Linked DNA regions of Homo sapiens: region 1 is linked to region 2. A link is an interaction called in ENCODE POLR2A ChIA-PET data of the cell type or tissue named here. Cell type or tissue: OCI-LY7. All regions are shown on one strand. Each heading gives the region's core, and the rest is flanking DNA. Links, peaks and the distances in the headings are about the cores only. Region 1 has its middle 280 kb from the start of LINC01287. Region 2 overlaps KMT2C (lysine methyltransferase 2C).

Evidence for each region. ChIA-PET counts read pairs that join two places held together with the same protein. Peaks named below come from ENCODE experiments on the same cell type or tissue, not always from the same donor. Only the 100,000 strongest peaks of a DNase experiment are listed, where the experiment ranks them.
Region 1: POLR2A ChIA-PET joins it to region 2 with 5 read pairs; 2 of 35 experiments call an interaction of 5 or more read pairs at or near these places.

The regions. Positions count from the first base shown.
Region 1 is chr7:153,692,388-153,700,729 of GRCh38, forward strand. No RefSeq gene overlaps it. Among named protein-coding and RNA genes, the nearest start is that of LINC01287, 280 kb to the left of the region's middle. In OCI-LY7, for the core only: a CTCF peak has its summit at 3,022; no DNase peak of the experiment used is centred there.
Region 2 is chr7:152,155,118-152,163,459 of GRCh38, forward strand. KMT2C (lysine methyltransferase 2C) reads right to left here. Exons shown (of 59, transcript NM_170606.3): 43 at 7,000-8,342; 44 at 3,746-3,955; 45 at 1,088-1,229; 46 at 793-940. Among named protein-coding and RNA genes, the nearest start is that of GALNT11, 130 kb to the left of the region's middle. RefSeq lists an enhancer at 3,845-3,904. In OCI-LY7, for the core only: no CTCF peak of the experiment used is centred there; a DNase peak (open chromatin) is centred at 3,864; H3K4me3 peaks cover 1,603 bases; H3K27ac peaks cover 3,522 bases.

The sequences.
Region 1 (8,342 bases), core at 182-8,181, 1.5 Mb after region 2:
AGAGGCTCCTCTTCCTATGGATTTGCTTCAAGGAGGTCAGGGCTGTCAGTGGTAAGTGATTTTCTACTGGGTTCATCAGTTATTGTACAAAAGTGTGGCTTTCCTAGCTCTCTTGCCAGACTACAGACATTAGACAGAAGGTTTAGAAATTTTATTTTATTTTTCCAACAGTTTTGTGAAAAGAAAATAGAAGCAAAGAAGAATCCTGTCTAGCTGCATCCAAACCCCTTTTCCCAACATAATGCAACAGATACGAATTTTGTGGAAAGCACCATTTAAGGGGCTGTGCCAAGGGGTGGCGTGGGAGTCAGGCAGGACTGTGTTTCACTCCTGGTTGCACCAGTGATTACCTGTGGGATCTTCCAGACATATATAGCCTCACAAAATCTCATTTTGTGATTTAAAAAATAAAATCATGCCTTTTTTTTTTTTTTTTTTTTTTGAGATGGAGTCTTACTCTGTCACCCAGGCTGGAGTGCAGTGGTGCAATCTCAGCTCACTGCAACCTCCGTCTCCCGGGTTCAAGCAATTCTCCCACCTCAGCCTCCCGAGTAGCTGGGACTACAGGTGCCCACCACCACGCTGGGCTAATTTTTGTATTTTTAGTGGAGATGGGTTGTCACCATGTTGGCCAGGCTGGTCTCAAACTCCTGACCTCAAGCGATCCACCCACCTTGGCTTCCCAAGGTGCTGGGATTACAGGTGTGAGCCACTCCACCTGGCCTGCTTATTCTTTCCAAGTGTGGAAATAGGAGAGATAATATTGAAACCCTTAACACAATCTTAGTCACATCATGCACGATGGATAAATGTTCCTTTTACCCTTGGCTTCTGTGGGTTCATCAGCCATATGGTATAATTTGGAAGGTAAAACATGGATATCAAACCCTATACTAGAATGTCTGGCATATGTCAGTAGCACCTAGAATATTTTGTTTGCCTCTCTCATGTGGATAATTAAGTGTTCCAGTTTTCAATACAGAGTATAAGGCCTCTTCAGCATAATCTCTCCAATAATTAAATGGCAACTTGAAATATGTAATAAAAGAGTTTTCTAAATTACTATGATTTGATTTTGACCTAAAGGAAGTAATGTAAGAAAAAAGAAAAAACATTTTAACCACAAAGCTGAACATGAAACAGGCTGCGGAGGCAGCTTTTTGTGGGCGTGGGAAATGAGCATGGGGGAAGTGAAATGTATCAGGTCATAGGTACTATTCTACCTATTACAGCACCCAAGAGAATTTAAAATGTATATTGACACAAAAAACCTGTACAACTCTTCATAGCAGAGTTATCCATAGTAGCAAATAGGTGGAAACAGTCTATGTCTGTATTAGTCCGGGTTCTCTAGAGGGACAGGACTAATAGGATAAATGTATATATGAAATGGAGTTTATTAAGGAGAATTGACTCATACGATCACAAGGTGAAGTGTCACGATAGGCCGTCTGCAAGGTGAGGAGCAAGGAAGCCAGTGGTGGATCAGTCTGAGTCCCAAAACCTCAAAAGTAGGGAAGCCGACAGTGCAGCCTTCAGTCTGTGGCCAAAGGCCCGACAGCCCCTGGCAAACCCTGGTGTAAGTCCAAGAGTCCAAAAGCTGAAGAACTTGGAGTCTGACCTTTGAGGACAGGAAGCATCCAGCACAGGAGACAGATGAAGGCCAGAAGACTCAGCAAGTCCAGTCCTTCCAACTTCTGTCTGCTTTATTCTGGCCACACTGGCAGTGATTAGATGGTGCCCACCTAGACTGAGGGTTGGTCTGCTTCTCCCAGTCCATTGACTCAAATGCTGATCTCCTTTGGCAACACCCTCACAGACACACCAGGATCAATATTTTGCATCCTTCAATCCAATCAAGTTGACACTCAATATTAACCAACACAATGTCTGTCAGCTGACAGAGGGATACTCATTAGTTATTTTTCCTGATCCTCTCACTCCTCCCACCCTCCACCCTCTGATGGAACCCAGTTTGTGTTGTTCAACCCAGGAACAATACTTTGCATCCTTCAATCCAATCAAGTTAACACTCAATATTAAGTAAGTAAATATTGAGTATTTAAATAAAAGAAGCCAGTCAAAAAAGGCCATATGTTGTACAATTTTATTTCTATGCACTGTTTAGGCCACTGAACTGATAGGGGAAAGATATTAGTGGTAGCCAAGTATTGAGGGGAAGGAGATCCTGGATAGTGACTACTACTGAATATGGGGTTTTATTGGAGGGGGAATGAAAATGTCCTGAAATTAGTGATGATGGTTGCATGACTCTGAATATACTAAAAACCACTAAATTATACACTTTATGTTATGTAGATTGTATCTGTTATTTAAGAAAATATGGCCCGGGTGCAGTGACTCACGCCTGTAATCCCAGCACTTTGGGAGGCCAAGGCGGGTGGATCACCTAAGGTCGGGAGTTCAAGACCAGCCTGACTAACATGGAGAAACCCTGTCTCTACTAAAAAAAAAAAAAAAAAAAAAAAAAAAGTTATCTGGGCGTGGTGGCACATGCCTGTAATGCCAGCTACTCTGGAGACTGAAGCAGGCGAATCGCTTGAATCCAGGAGGCAGAGGTTGTGGTGAGCCAAGAATGCGCCATTGCACCATTGCACTCTAGCCTGGGCAACAAGAGTGAAACTCCATCTCAAAAAAAAAAAAATATGAAAACTTTGAGAGAACTTGCAGACTAAATTCTGATTGAATACCCCAGACAACACATTCTCAGAGAACCACTGAAAATGCTCATTAAAGATTCATTTTTCATCAGTCTATTGAGATTTGTCATTTGTAGTTTGTTTCTTGAGTCAAGGAGAGACCATGTTGCAGAATTCAAGAACATATATTTTTTAAGTCAAGCAAGCCTCAGTTCAAATTCCAGCTCAGCTCTTACTAACCAAGTACCTCTGGGCAAGTTATTTTGCATTTGCAGTCTGTTTCCTCATTCTAATGTGAAAATAACTGTAAAAAGAAAAGAAAAAAAAAACCTCCTTCATGAAGGTGTTGTGAGGATTAAGTAAAAACATATTTGGAACATATGCTCTCATTAGGGATGACACTGTACTGCCCCCAACAGGGTGAAAATTGGCTCTTGGAGGGGGCAAAAATTTCTGTTATTATGTGTTTTGTCCCTCCAAAACTAGCCCCACTGACAAAGTCTTATTCCTTAGTATTTAATGTGATGAAGTTGGAGAAACAATTAGGAAAAAATTATCTAAAAAGACTCCTTAGGGAGGCGATTTTTTAAAAAAGGTTGTAGCGCTTCTTTCCTCATTAGTTGATTGGCTCAATAGAAACCCTTAAAATCACTATTTTTCATCACAGCGGTGTTTTCTTCTTTGTTCTTAAGTTGAAACAAATCTCTGTCCAAAGTTACTAGCTGCTGGCCTGTTTGAGGAATAAAGAGCATTCTGCCAGCAACCCAAATCCTGTATTTCCAGCAAAGTGACATTTGACTCAAAAAGGGGTCAAAGCAACAAAGAAAGCAAATCCATATAATTTGTATGGCTCTTCTAATTTTCTATCAGGTCCGTGAGCCCTCTGGTTTCTTCAGCTGAAAGGTTCACTGTGCCACGTCTGTGGCCCCTAAACTGCCCTGCCCCAGCTTGAACTGGCCCAGGTAAGTGACTGCTGAGGGAGATACTATTCAGCCTGATTGCAACATGGAGCCTGGACCTGAAGCAGAAGCAGGTGTGCTTGTGACATGAGAGGGGGGCACGGAAGTGCTAAATAGAGAAGGGCGGGGTCCCTGGCGAGAGCTCCACCTGGGGCCTGGGCCCGCAGACCTAAGTGAGGCCAGGCACTCCTGTTTCCACACCCAAATATTGCATCTTCCAAGACCACTCCGGCCTGCCATGTCCCCATCCTGTGCCTATAGAAATCCCGAGATCCTAGCGGGCACACACACACAGGCGCTGGACGTTGAGAGGAGCAGAGGAGTGGAAGAGCACACCGACAGGCACCAGCAGACTCTGGCAGGTCATCGATGGCAGGAGGGCATGGAATTCAGCCAGGGGCGGTTAGAGGAGTGTCCAGCCACTAGGCGGCCCAACTCCAGGGAAGACCCCTTTCCAACACCATCCCCCTTCTGGCCTCCCCATGTACCCTTGCGAGCTACCTCCGCTCAATAAGACCTTGCACTCATTCTCCAAGCCCACATGTGATCTGATTTTTCCGGTACACTAGGGCAAGAACCTGGGATACAGAAAGCCCTCTGTCCTTGCGATTAGGCAGAGGGTCTAATTGAGCTGATGAACGCAAGCCACCTGCAGACGGCTAAGCTGAAAGAGCACACATGCCCACTGGGGCTTCGGGAGCTGTAAACACTCAATCCTAGACGCTGCCATGGGGTTCCAGCCCAAAGACTCTCCCCATGACCTGCCCGTCTGTATGCTTCCCCTACAGATTTGAGCAGCTGGGCACCAAAGAAGGGAGCCACACCTCCTATGGTATGCCCTATGAGTGGAATAAGGGAAAACTCCTCCCGTTTCACTTAGTGCCCTAATTTCCCTTCCTGCTGCCTCTGTCCATATTCAGGGTCTTCAGGGCACTAGCTCTTTCCCACCAGTCTCCCAATTAGCCTTTATTCCTAGCTCAGCAAAGTTTATGCTTAGGATGGTAAATTCTAAGGATGGAATACATGCATCAAACACTAAGAAAGTGAAGCCTGTTGGCAGGGATTGGATTCTTATCTAGTTAAGTATTCACTTGTGTAAATCCAAACCTCATGGACATTTTCAGAATCAACATCTTTTTTTTTTTTTTTTCTGAGATGTAGTTTTGCTCTTGTTGCCCAGGCTGGAGTGCAATGGTAAATCTTGGTTCACAGCAACCTCCGCCCCCCAAGTTCAAGCTATTTTCATGCCTCAGCCTCCCAAGTAGCTGGGATTACAGGCATACGCCACCATGTCCAGCTAATTTTTGTTTTTTTTAGTAGATACAGGGTTTTACTATGTTGGTCAGGCTGGTCTCGAACTCCTGACCACAGGTGATCCACCCATCTCAGCCAGAATAAAAATCTTAATGATCACTAATCAATTCATTGCCTTAACAACTTACCTCCAAGAACAACATAAATTTGCTTTAAACATGGACTGTGGTAAAGATGTTTGCATCTTCTAATTAAGCTGTGTTTCATTCAGCAAATCTGTTTTGAGCCGTAGCTGCGTGTCAGCTTTATTCCAGGCACTAGGGATACAGAGATGTCAAGGACAAGACAAATACGTCATTGGCTTTATGGGACTTACATTTCAGTGTGTTGTGGGGTAGGGCTATGTGGGTGTGGGTGTGTGATTTGCACTCTCAGCTATGCCCTAGTTATTCTTACTGCTTCAGGAAAAGGACCGCACATTTTATGGAATAAATAACAATAAAATATGTCAATTATGGAGTGTATATCAAGTGCAATGATCTATGCTAGTTGCTTTCAATCTGTTATTTTATTAATTATTGTAACAATTCAAATCTTTGGCATAAATTTTGTATCATTAACACATTAGACAACAGTCGCCGAAATGTTCACTAAACTTCCCAAGGTCAGCACCAAGTGAGTGGCTGAGTGAGATGGTGAATGATCAGCTCTGTCCCACTTCCATGAACCTCTGAACAATGGACACGTGAAGTTTCTGTGGGACTTGAAGAAACAAAGTGAGTGAAAACGAGTTTCACCTCTTTCACAATCCAACACGCCACCCCCAACTCCCCGCCACTGACAACCAGAGGCTGGCAATTTTTGAGTTGGGCATTTTCTCAACAGTTGAGCAGGAGTGTGATATTCCCAGAGAGATGGAATTGGGGGCTGTGCACACCGCAGCTGCGGGCCCCAGGAAGGACAGATGGTCCATGCCGTACGCTGTCTGCTTGTACAGCTCAGCAAATACATTTTCCTTGACTTTAATTGCACCCGGCAGACAGGGACAAATACATTTGCTTTGCTTTTAACAATACTTTGGTGGTATCTGGAGCATGCATGAGCATGGCAGTTAAATGTTCCTCTATTCGCTGCTCTGAAAAGGGAGCCTACGGCTTGGTTGCTTTCTCAGTCTCTTCTCTCTCTCTCCCCCTTCATATATATATATATAAAATATATATATATTATATATATAAAATATATATATATTATATATATAAAATATATATATTATATATATAAAATATATATATTATATATATAAAATATATATATATTATATATAAAATATATATATTATATATATATAAAATATATATATAATATATATATAAAATATATATAATATATATATAAATATATATATTATATATATAAAATATATAAATATATATATATTATATATATAAAATATATATAATATATATAAAATATATATATATTATATATATAAAATATATATATATTATATATATAACATATATATGTGTGCACATCCTGGTGTATATAATTTAGCTTCTCTTCCTCTCTGAGATTGGTAATTTTTTTATTTTTCTAATTTTTATTCTGGTATAATTAAAATGTAGCAGATATTACATTTAAGAGTTCCATGTGCTTTGCAGATGTCCATCTAATCACCACCAAAACAACATGTAAAGCATTTCCATGACCCCAGGGAATTTCTCCATCACCCTTTCTGGCCAATTCTTCTCAACTCCTAAAAGCAACCACTTTTTGATTTCCATCATCATAAATAGCTTTTGCTCTTGGAATTCAATATAAATAGAATCATACAACTTTGTGTCTGGCTTTCTTGGGTCCGTAAAATATTTTTGAGATTCACCACCGATGGTGCTTAAATTGATAGTTCATTCCCTTTATTGGCTGTGATATATTTCAGTGTATAAATAGTCAACATTTTAAATCTATTTTCCTGTTAATGGGCATTTGGGTTGTTTTCTGTTTGGGGCTCTTTTGACGAAAACTACAACACACATTTGTATACAAGTGATACTTGAGGACACTCATTTTTCATGAATTTATTGAGAAGCAATTGACACAATACAATGAAATATTTCAGATGTATAATTAGACCAAATTTGACAAATAAAACCATCACGACAATCCAAATAATGAACTTATCCACCACTCCACCCAAAGTTTCCTGTGGTTCCTTGCAGTCTCCATCTCCCTGTTTTGACCTGCACCATCCACAGTCAACCACTGAATGGCTTTGTGCCACCATAGATTCACGTAAATATTCTGGAATATAAAAAGGAATCATAGGCCGGTTGTGGTGGCTCACTCCTGTAATCTCAGCATTTTGGGAGGGCAAGGCAGGCAGATTGCTTGAGCTCAGGAGGTCAAGACCAGCCCGGGCAACATGACGAAACCTCATCTCTACAAAAAATTCAAAAATTAGCTGGGTGTGGTCACTCATGCCTGTGGTCCCAGCTACTCAGGAGGCTGAGGTGGGAGGATCATTTGAGCCCAGGAGGTCGAGGATACAGTGAGCTGAGATCACATCACTGCACTCCAGCCTTAGTGACACAGCTAGACCCTGTCTCCAAAAAAGGGGGGCAGAGGGTGAATTATAGACTATTGTTTTATCAGCCTTCTTTTATTGAGCCTGATAATGTTGAGACTTAAAAAGGTTATTGTGTCCATAAATTGTTCTTTCTTTTTCCTTGTGAAGCAGTATTCTACTGTGGGATTATAATGTTTCTGTTTTTCTTTTTAAAACTTTTTAAACTTTTTTTGCTAAGGAAATGCTGGTGTTATTTTTACTTCAAAGATAATCACAATGAACACAAACATTTTAGCGGATGATGTTGGAAAGCCTGCCTGGAGAAAGACCAGCAGCGCAGGCTTCATTTTAATCACCAAATACATCAATATTGGCAAAAGAAAGCTTTTAGATTGCTAAATTATTCTTCCTTGCATTGTCAACTGGAAGCTAGGGTTCTTTCTGGTGAGTCAAATGAATAGTATCACCATTATCATCCTCATTGATCCTCACCCATGATGTGGGCCGTGATGAAGCCAAGCTCAAGGGGCAGCTAGCATTCAGTATCGGAGGAGCAGAGGCCCCGCAGCTGGAATCATTTCAGGATCTGAGACATGCTCAATAGGTGAAGCCTCAGACAAATGCTGGGGTCAGGAGAGGAGACGCCAGGAGACTAGTGGGTTGAATGCAGAGTTGGAGTTGTGGTGTGAAGATAGTCAGAGGATATGTGTGTCTGTGTCTGTGTGTATGTGAGAGAGAGCGTGTGTTTGTCTTAGGAAGCGTGTGCTCCTTTGCCTTGTATATGATCTTACCTGGCTCCGTGATATTCCTACAAAGCCTTTTGCAGGAACTGCATTTGTCTCACACCTCACAGGCTGCAAGGCCTTATCCCAGGTGAAATTTAATTTGACACTGTAAAGACTT
Region 2 (8,342 bases), core at 9-8,008:
CTGTCTCCCACTCCTCACGCAGAGAAGTAGCTGTCATGCAGGAGACCCAAGAAAGGCTGGCCTACTGAGGTACAGTAGAAAGAGGACCTGGATCCTCAATTGGGACAGATTATTCTCCACTTCGGTCCAAAGTTTCCCCATTAATAAAGTAAGGGACTTAGGTTAAATAAATGTCTCATCAAATAGAGGGTAGTGGGCAGATTTTCCAAAGAAGAGATAATTATTTGATGAAGTTGTAAGAACCCTCTGGATCTAAAGAGTTGGCTAGCGATCATCTACTAAGGGAACTTGATTCTCCCCAATTAGAATCTTACAGTTAAAGAACTGACACAAAGACATCAAACCCCAGACAGTTCTTAAACTCTCTTCCACGACGGCGTTCTCTGATATAGCAACTTCTGCTCTTTCATTTTAGACATCTACAAACAACAATAAACCCAATAAATCACATTAATACCCTTTAAAGGACAATGATTTCTGAAATATGTTGCATGGAGATTTTCCACTACCTTCATGTCTATTAGATTATTTAATTAGATTAAATAATCTAATACTTAACTGTCTATTAGATTATTTAACTCTCTATATGATGTAGGCTTAAAAAAATGCAAACTAATTATGTTTAATGGTAACAATGTCTTATAAACTTTAAATCCTGAAGATTATTCACCAAATTGTACTCTTCAAATGTTTTTACATGCTATTCCTAAAGACATTATGCCACATACATACATTTATTTTTTTTAAAAGAAGAAATAACTAAGAATTATTTGAGAAAAAAATAACCTGTACCTTAATTCTTCCTGATTGTTATGAGGTGGTGTTGGGAGGGAGGCTGGCACATCAACTGTCTTGGGGCCCTGAGCAAGAGCTCGGGCCAACAAGTCGTCCTGGGGTCTGAAGGGCAGCTGAAATGGTTTAGGTCCTAGAGTTTTGGTAACTGGAAAAGCAAAAACACAAAACCATAAATACATTCAGTCAATATTGATAAATGGGTAGAACTTTACAATTCTATTGCCATTTCACAATACACAACTGGCAGAGGCACATTTCTCCGAGGTGTGAAATTTGGAGGCTATAATCATACCTTCATGGCTCACTAACACTCCGGCTTTTCCAGCAAGTTCTTCAGTTGTTGCAAAACCATTGGCCATCTTCTGACAAGCCATAGGAGGTGGTGTAGGAGGAAGAGAGGCAGGGGGTGTTGGAGGATTACTTAAATTATTCTGCTGCAGGAGACCAAAAAATTTAAATTATATGCTACTGAGCGAATATGCAATGACCTTGCTAAAACGTAGTTCTGTGAATTTTTTGCACATAGAAGCAAGGCTACAGAAATGTAATCAAGATGTATCTTGCACACCAAGAAAACAATACCTACAAGGCCAGGAGGCTTCTTAGTGGAACAGATACTCGTGATTTTATGGACATACCAACTTGCTTACTTTACCCAGCTTGACTACTTAAGCTCTGAAATTAAGAAGCTAATTTCCTTTCTACCTGATTTTATTTATGCAATTCTTCAAGTTTCGTGGTTATAGCTAGTGAAGGATAACTTTAAAATGCAATCAAGAAATTGCAAAATATTATCAAAATATCCTTTAAGTTCTCATTAAGATATGCCCTAGTTCTATGAAAAACTTAAGAATTTCTGGTCTTAAACTTGTAATACAACTCACATCCGAGATATGAGAATCTGGATTGACTAAGACCTTTAAAAGAAGCAACAGTACTAATGCTACTACTAAAGTAACTAAATCATTAATGTAGTTCCTCTTCAGACACCTCTCCCAGCTTAACAGTTATCACCAATTTGTCATTTACTGATTAGTCTCTCAAGGAGAGACTTGGAATCTACCAATAACACCATGCAAATCAAGTGCAAAGTCAAATTACAAATTTTGCAAAGATAAAGAATTTCATGAGGATGATAAAATAAGGTTGGAGAACAGCTTATGAGTTAAGATAGTTTTTTTTTTTTCTTTTTGGAGACAGAGACTTGCTCTGTCACCCAAGCTAGAGGTAGAGGGCAATGGCACAATCATGCTCACTGCAGCCTTGACCTCAGGGTGTGGTGGTGCATGCCTGTAGTCCCAGCTACTTGGTAGGTTGAGGCACTAGAATTGCTTGAATTTGGGAGGCAGAGATTGCAGGGAGCTGAGATTGCACCACTGCAATCTGGCCTGGGTGACAGAGCGAGACCCTGTCTCAAAAAAAAAAAAAAAACCTACAATAGTCTAGGAATTACTTGTAATTAATACCTAAATTATTAGATATACTTAAAATTGTTTAATTTCATTTTTCAAGGTAAACTACTACTTTTTTTAAATCCCCACCATTTACAATGATTTTTGAATTCATTTTAAGTGTTAATAAAGGTTATAAGGAAATAAGGATTTCCACTACCATGGAAGTACATAATAGATATTTCTTGCAATTTGTATTCTTACCTATAAAAACAACTTCAAATGTTTATGCTAGAAATACTTCACCAGGTAAAATTTTAACCCTGTAGCTGAACTTAAGTTTTAATAAAACTTGGAAGAGTAGATGTAAACTAAATACAAAAATAAGACAAGCTCTATCAATTCTGACATGTTACCCAAAGATGAAGCAAGACAACACCTTGGCAGAGAAACATACCTTGTAGATCAACTGAGAATAGTAGTCCGAAACCCCTTCCAGGGTAGCACTGCCAAAAGTTCCTAGAAGTCGATTCCCACTATTAAATTGGCCACTGCCATAAGGAAGAAAGTGCGCAAAGTTCACTCCAATGATTGGTTCCATTAGAGGGAGCAGAGAGAGCTGCTATTAAAAAACACATTTAAGAGTAATGTACATGATAAAAGGAACTCAGTGTAGCTCAACTTTCTAAGACCCGAAGCAACTTTGTTGAATAAGGCTTCAGAAAAATGAGACTTAAAATTTTCAAGTATCAAAATGCTGGAGTAAGTGAGAGAGACTACAGACCTTTGAGACTTAAAAATAAGCTCTGTACTAAATGAATGCTGCCAGGCATCTAACAAGAAAAACATATTTCTTATCTATGCTCAGCAAAAACTGGGGCATCAACTGAGGCTGGGTACCACCAACAGCACTGTTAGCAACTGTCTCCCACCTTCTGTAACAACCACAAAGGTGTAGAACAGAATTCACAATGTGTTTCTTTGGATTCAGAGTCACAACAAAGTACTGAGGACAGATTTTTTTCTTGGTACTGAGGCTACTCCTTATGAACATAAGAAAATCTTGACTATCACCTATCAATCCATTTGTATTACCGTAAATTTCAGATGCCAATAGGATACGGTGCAATTCTGCTTGGAAAAAGTCTACTAGGTTCCTTGTCCAGATGTCTTTTAGCATTTGATCTCTCGTGTCCTTGAATTGTTTGTTTTTTTTTTGTTTTTTTTTTTGAGACACAGTCTCATTCTGTCACCCAGGCTGGAGTGCAGTGGCACAATCTCGGCTCACTGCAACCTCTGCCATCCAGGCTCAAGCAATTCTCGTGCCTCAGCCTCCCAAGTAGCTGGAATTACAGGCGTGTACCACCACGCCCAGTAAATGTTTGTATTTTTCGTAGAGATGAGGTTTTGCCATGTTGGCTAAGCTCATCTAGAACTCATGCCTCAAGTGATCCACCTGCCTCAGCCTCCCAAAGTGCTGGGATTACAGGCATGAGCCACTGCCCCCAGCCTATATCCTTGACTTTTAAAAGAGGCTGCTCTAAATGACTCACCCTCACCTGTTTCAAGTGGGTAAACGTGTCAGTGCTAGAGTACATAGCTTGTTTCTCCTCTTCGTCCTTTTTCCTTTTCTTTGAGCGAGGTGCTGCTTTCTCACCCGTCCTCTGAGTCCGTTTGCTTCGCTGTTTCTTGGTTTCACTTCCTCCATCTGTTTTTGGCAACTGGTTGCCACATCCAAAACCACCTTGCATTTGAGCCCCCAAAGTTTGCTAATGTAATTGGAAAGGGTAAAAAATAAGTGAACAATTTGCATATTTGGTTTTTAGTTCATGCAGTGCCAAGCTATGACGCGTCATCCTAACATGGCACTAAAAGGTATTAAATAAGTAGGGAAGATAGAGTGGTGTCAATGCTGGTTTTCCAAAAACACCATCCTTTTCTTCAAACGTTATTCTCGAGTATGGAAATCAGTAAGCTGCGAAGCTTGAGGAAAGAGCAGAACTCATTAGTAAGGCCACAGCCCTTTCTGGCAAAGCATTACCCCTCATGCTGACCTCCCTGGGGCTGGGGAACCCCTTATTCCTGCTTACTTACTGCAGAAGGGAAGGAAATGCTTGTAGATGGCTATAGGAGCCTCTGCATAGTGGTCTTGGTGAGTTATTTTTGGTTCCCCTTAGGAACTAGTGAAATATGAGGTGTGCTGAAACAATTCACAGGCTCCAGAAAAGCTTTACAGCCTATGCATCTTAGGTGAGAGAACAGATAGCACCAGACAACAATAAAAAGAAAAAACACTGGTTCTTCAAATTAGTTCACAACCGTATTTGACTGAAAAATAATGGCCACATACTTAAAGTCAATGGGAGAGAACGTAGATGATAACAAATAAACCTTTTCTTTATTTTTATCATTACAAAGTGAGAATAAGCCAAGCCCTGAAAAGGCCTTTAAGGGTAGTCCTATCAGTACCTTAAAACACAGGAATATTTTCAGGCTCCATTATTTCTAAATTTAACAGCAGTACTCTGCTATAGACGATTATAGTAGCTGAACTTACTGTAATGAATTCTGCATTGAATCTCTGACGGTTCTGAAAATTAGTTTCCAGTTATATTCTAAATAGTTTAGCGCATGGATGGCAACATTTTTATGTAAAGAGCCAGATGATAAATATTGTAAGCCTCTGTAGGCCATACAGCCCCTGGCATAATTACTCAACTCTGCCCTTGTACTTCAAAAGCAGCCATAAACAATTCATAAATCAATGAGCTTGGCTGCGTTCAAATAAAACTTTTAAAATTCACGGACAAATTTGAATTTTGTATAATTTTTATGTGTCACAAAATACTACTCTTCCTTAGATTTTTTTTCAACCATTTAAAAATGTAAAAGCCATTTTTAGCTCATGGAGGGAGGCGAAAGCAGGCTTAGACTGCTCATCTCCAGGCTAGTTCTGTGGCTCTCAAGGGGTCTCCAGGGCGGCAGCAGCATCTAGAGCTGGTCTAGAAATGCAGATTATCTGGTCCCACCCAGACCTGCAGAATCAGAAATACCGGGGCTGGAGCCCAGCAATCTTGGTTTAACAAGCCCTCCTGGTGCTCCTCACACTTTAGCTTTGAGAATCACCTGCCTAGAGCAGTACTTCTCCCCTTCAGATGCTCAGGAATCACCTGGGGATCTTCCTAAGTCTACATTCTGAGAAGCAGGTGTGTGGCGGGAGATTCTGCATGTGTTACAAAGCTCCCACCTGATGTGGATGCTGCGGATCCCCAAGGACTGCACTCTGAGTGGCAAGAACCTAAAAATTAATTATATATATATATTTATATATTTATATTTATATATATATTTATATATAGATGTATATATTTATATATATTTAAATCACTATATATTTATTTAAATCACACTTTAATTTGGGGGGAGGGGCTACTTTTTAAACTTGACGTGGTTGTTCCCCATGCCATTAAACATTCTTACACCCACAAATTTTAATATAAACATGCTCAAAATGTAGTCTACGTCCTTCAAGGAGCTATTTAAATAATGTTAAGTGGTACAACAGAAATCGCTATGTGAGAACACGAGCATCAACACATATTTGAGATTGGGAGAGGTGAGAAAGGTATCTGGAAAAAGATGACTCAAGAACTGCATTTCAAAAGATAAAAATATATTGTCCAGACGTATATAAGAAGGGAGAACAGAACAGGCAGAAGCAGCAGCATGTGGTATACATAGAAGGGTAAAAAGACAGAAGGCTGCAAGTTATTCAGTACTCCTCAGGGTATAAGATGTCTTGGAGAAAGTGGATGGAGACTGTGCTGGAGAGTTGCCTATATTTACTGGTGACAACTGTAAAAGCATAACCAGTAAAATTTACAAAAATTACACAAATCTATCAAGTCAACACTCAATCTCTACTGAATGGTCAAAGACAAGAAAAAAAGCAACACTTGCAAAAAGATGAGCTTCATTAACAATCTTAAAATGAAAAAACTGGACAACTAAATATACCACTCAACCCTTAATTAAAATATGAAAATGAAATCCAATTTGAGAAGCTCTCTAGGGACAGCTTTATGAATGCACTGGTAATGGCACTGCACCTTCTGAAAGATAAACAGGCAAGAGCTATTAAGCAGACCAATTCCCATGACTCAAACTCCAGTTTTGGAACTATCTTAATGAAGTTAACTGAAATAAAGGGGACAGATTCTTGTAAAGGTATATTTACAAGTTAGCTCTTCATGTAAATGAAAAAAAAAGCAAATTAAATGTTAATAACTTAAAACTGATAGAAAATTGATACATGGAAAACTACAAAACAGTATCTACATGTAACATTACATTAAGTATCAATACAACACTGTAACCACACAATAGCTTCCCAGTGTGGTATCCCTAAGAGTGCCAAGGGTATTAATAGGGGTGCATGGGCTATCCTCTGCATTTTAAAGAGGTTAATGGAAATTAATCACTTATTTACAATAAAGTACATAGACATTTACTTACTTTGCTTTAGTCATATCAACTCAATGTGGTAATAACCAGTTGCTACACATCACGTTATATATGAAATGCAATACATGCCTTTGCTTTTTAAAAAATAGTAAACAAATTATTATTTAATATAGTTTAGATATAAGTAAAAACATGGGTTCCAGAGAGGTAGAAATGACAAAATAAAAAATGGTCCTTTAGAATAAAAAGGTTGTAGAATAATGTGGAAATACAGTTGCTGGTACTAATCTGCTGTAAGTATAATTTAAAACAAAAGAAAAAAGTTGTCGTTTTTATGATTTACACTTACCAGTCCTTCAGCTGGGTTCTGCTTCTCAACTAGTTTATTATCCTTTGTACAGTCATCTTCTGAACAAATACTGCCCTCAGGTTTTTGATTCAAAAGAGAAGATGACTTTTTATTTTTCAACAAGTGTTTCAGAAGTTCATTCCCTGAGTCTCCTTTGGCAGCAGGGGCCCCAGCAGAATGGGGAGGACTCTGTGCTGAGGAGACAGGACAGGCTACAGCGTTTCCTTCTACCTTACTACCATTCTGTTCCTCCAATTTAGGCTCCTCTTGGCCTGGGCAGGACTCTGTCTCAGCCTTTTCCAGTTTTATCTCTTCTGTTTTGGCAGGGGTTTCCATGGAGAGCTTGTCTACTTCTGAATTTGCATACGTCTGTTGATTTGGAGTTGCTTGTGAGAAATCACTATTGGGCAGTTTGTTCTCTAATTCTGTACATAGCTGGCCTGCTGCCATATTGGGAGTGGATGGGCCGACTGGTTCCACCGACTCTTGGTCGGCTTGTTGAGGAAGCTCACTGGGTGTGCTCACTGCAGGAGTAGAGGTAGTTTCTGAGATGCCTGGAGTCGGTGGGGCAGTTATATCTGAATGGGGAGTTGATGGAGCCTTGGTGGATTCTGCATCATCATCTCTTTTCTTCTTTCTTGTTCTTTTCTTTTTCCCTTTTTCCTCTGGGATTATATCAGAATACAACTGAATGAGCGATTGGGTTGATCCCGGATAACTGTGTCCATGGGTTATAGTAGAATCTTGGCCACATGGGAGACTGCTATTAGCTACTGGAGGTGCTGCTGGTAAAGCAGGTGTAAAAGAAGGCCTCACTGGGGACTGCTGGAAGCTGGTCCCAGAAAGATTTCCATGTCCCTGCTTCACAGAAGAAAAATTTGGGCTTCCAACAGGGATTGATGGTGAATCAGGAACAAATGAAGGAGGGCCTACCTGCCTTCGCTCATTAGTCTGCATGAAAGTTTGGGTGGAGGGTGAATTAATTGATCCTTGTTGTATATTCTGCTGCTGTAAAACCTGCCCCATTTGCTGTTGGTGTTGTGGAGACTGCTGAAGGGGTCCTAGAGGTTGCATAAAATCACAAGGTAAGTCGGAACTGTAGAAGGGAATCTGGGACACAGATGTCCTACTACTACTTATCTCAGAGCCCACCATACCATGCTGCTCCATTTCCATCCTCTGCTGCAAAGCTCTTTGTCTATCTACCTCCTGCATGAGTTGGATCCGTTGTCTCTCTTGCTGTTCTCGTAAACGTTCCTTACGTTCCCGTTCTTGAAAACTTTCACTAAAGGGATTGTTGTCATCAAATTCTACCCGAGGTGGTGGTCCACTCTGTGGATTTG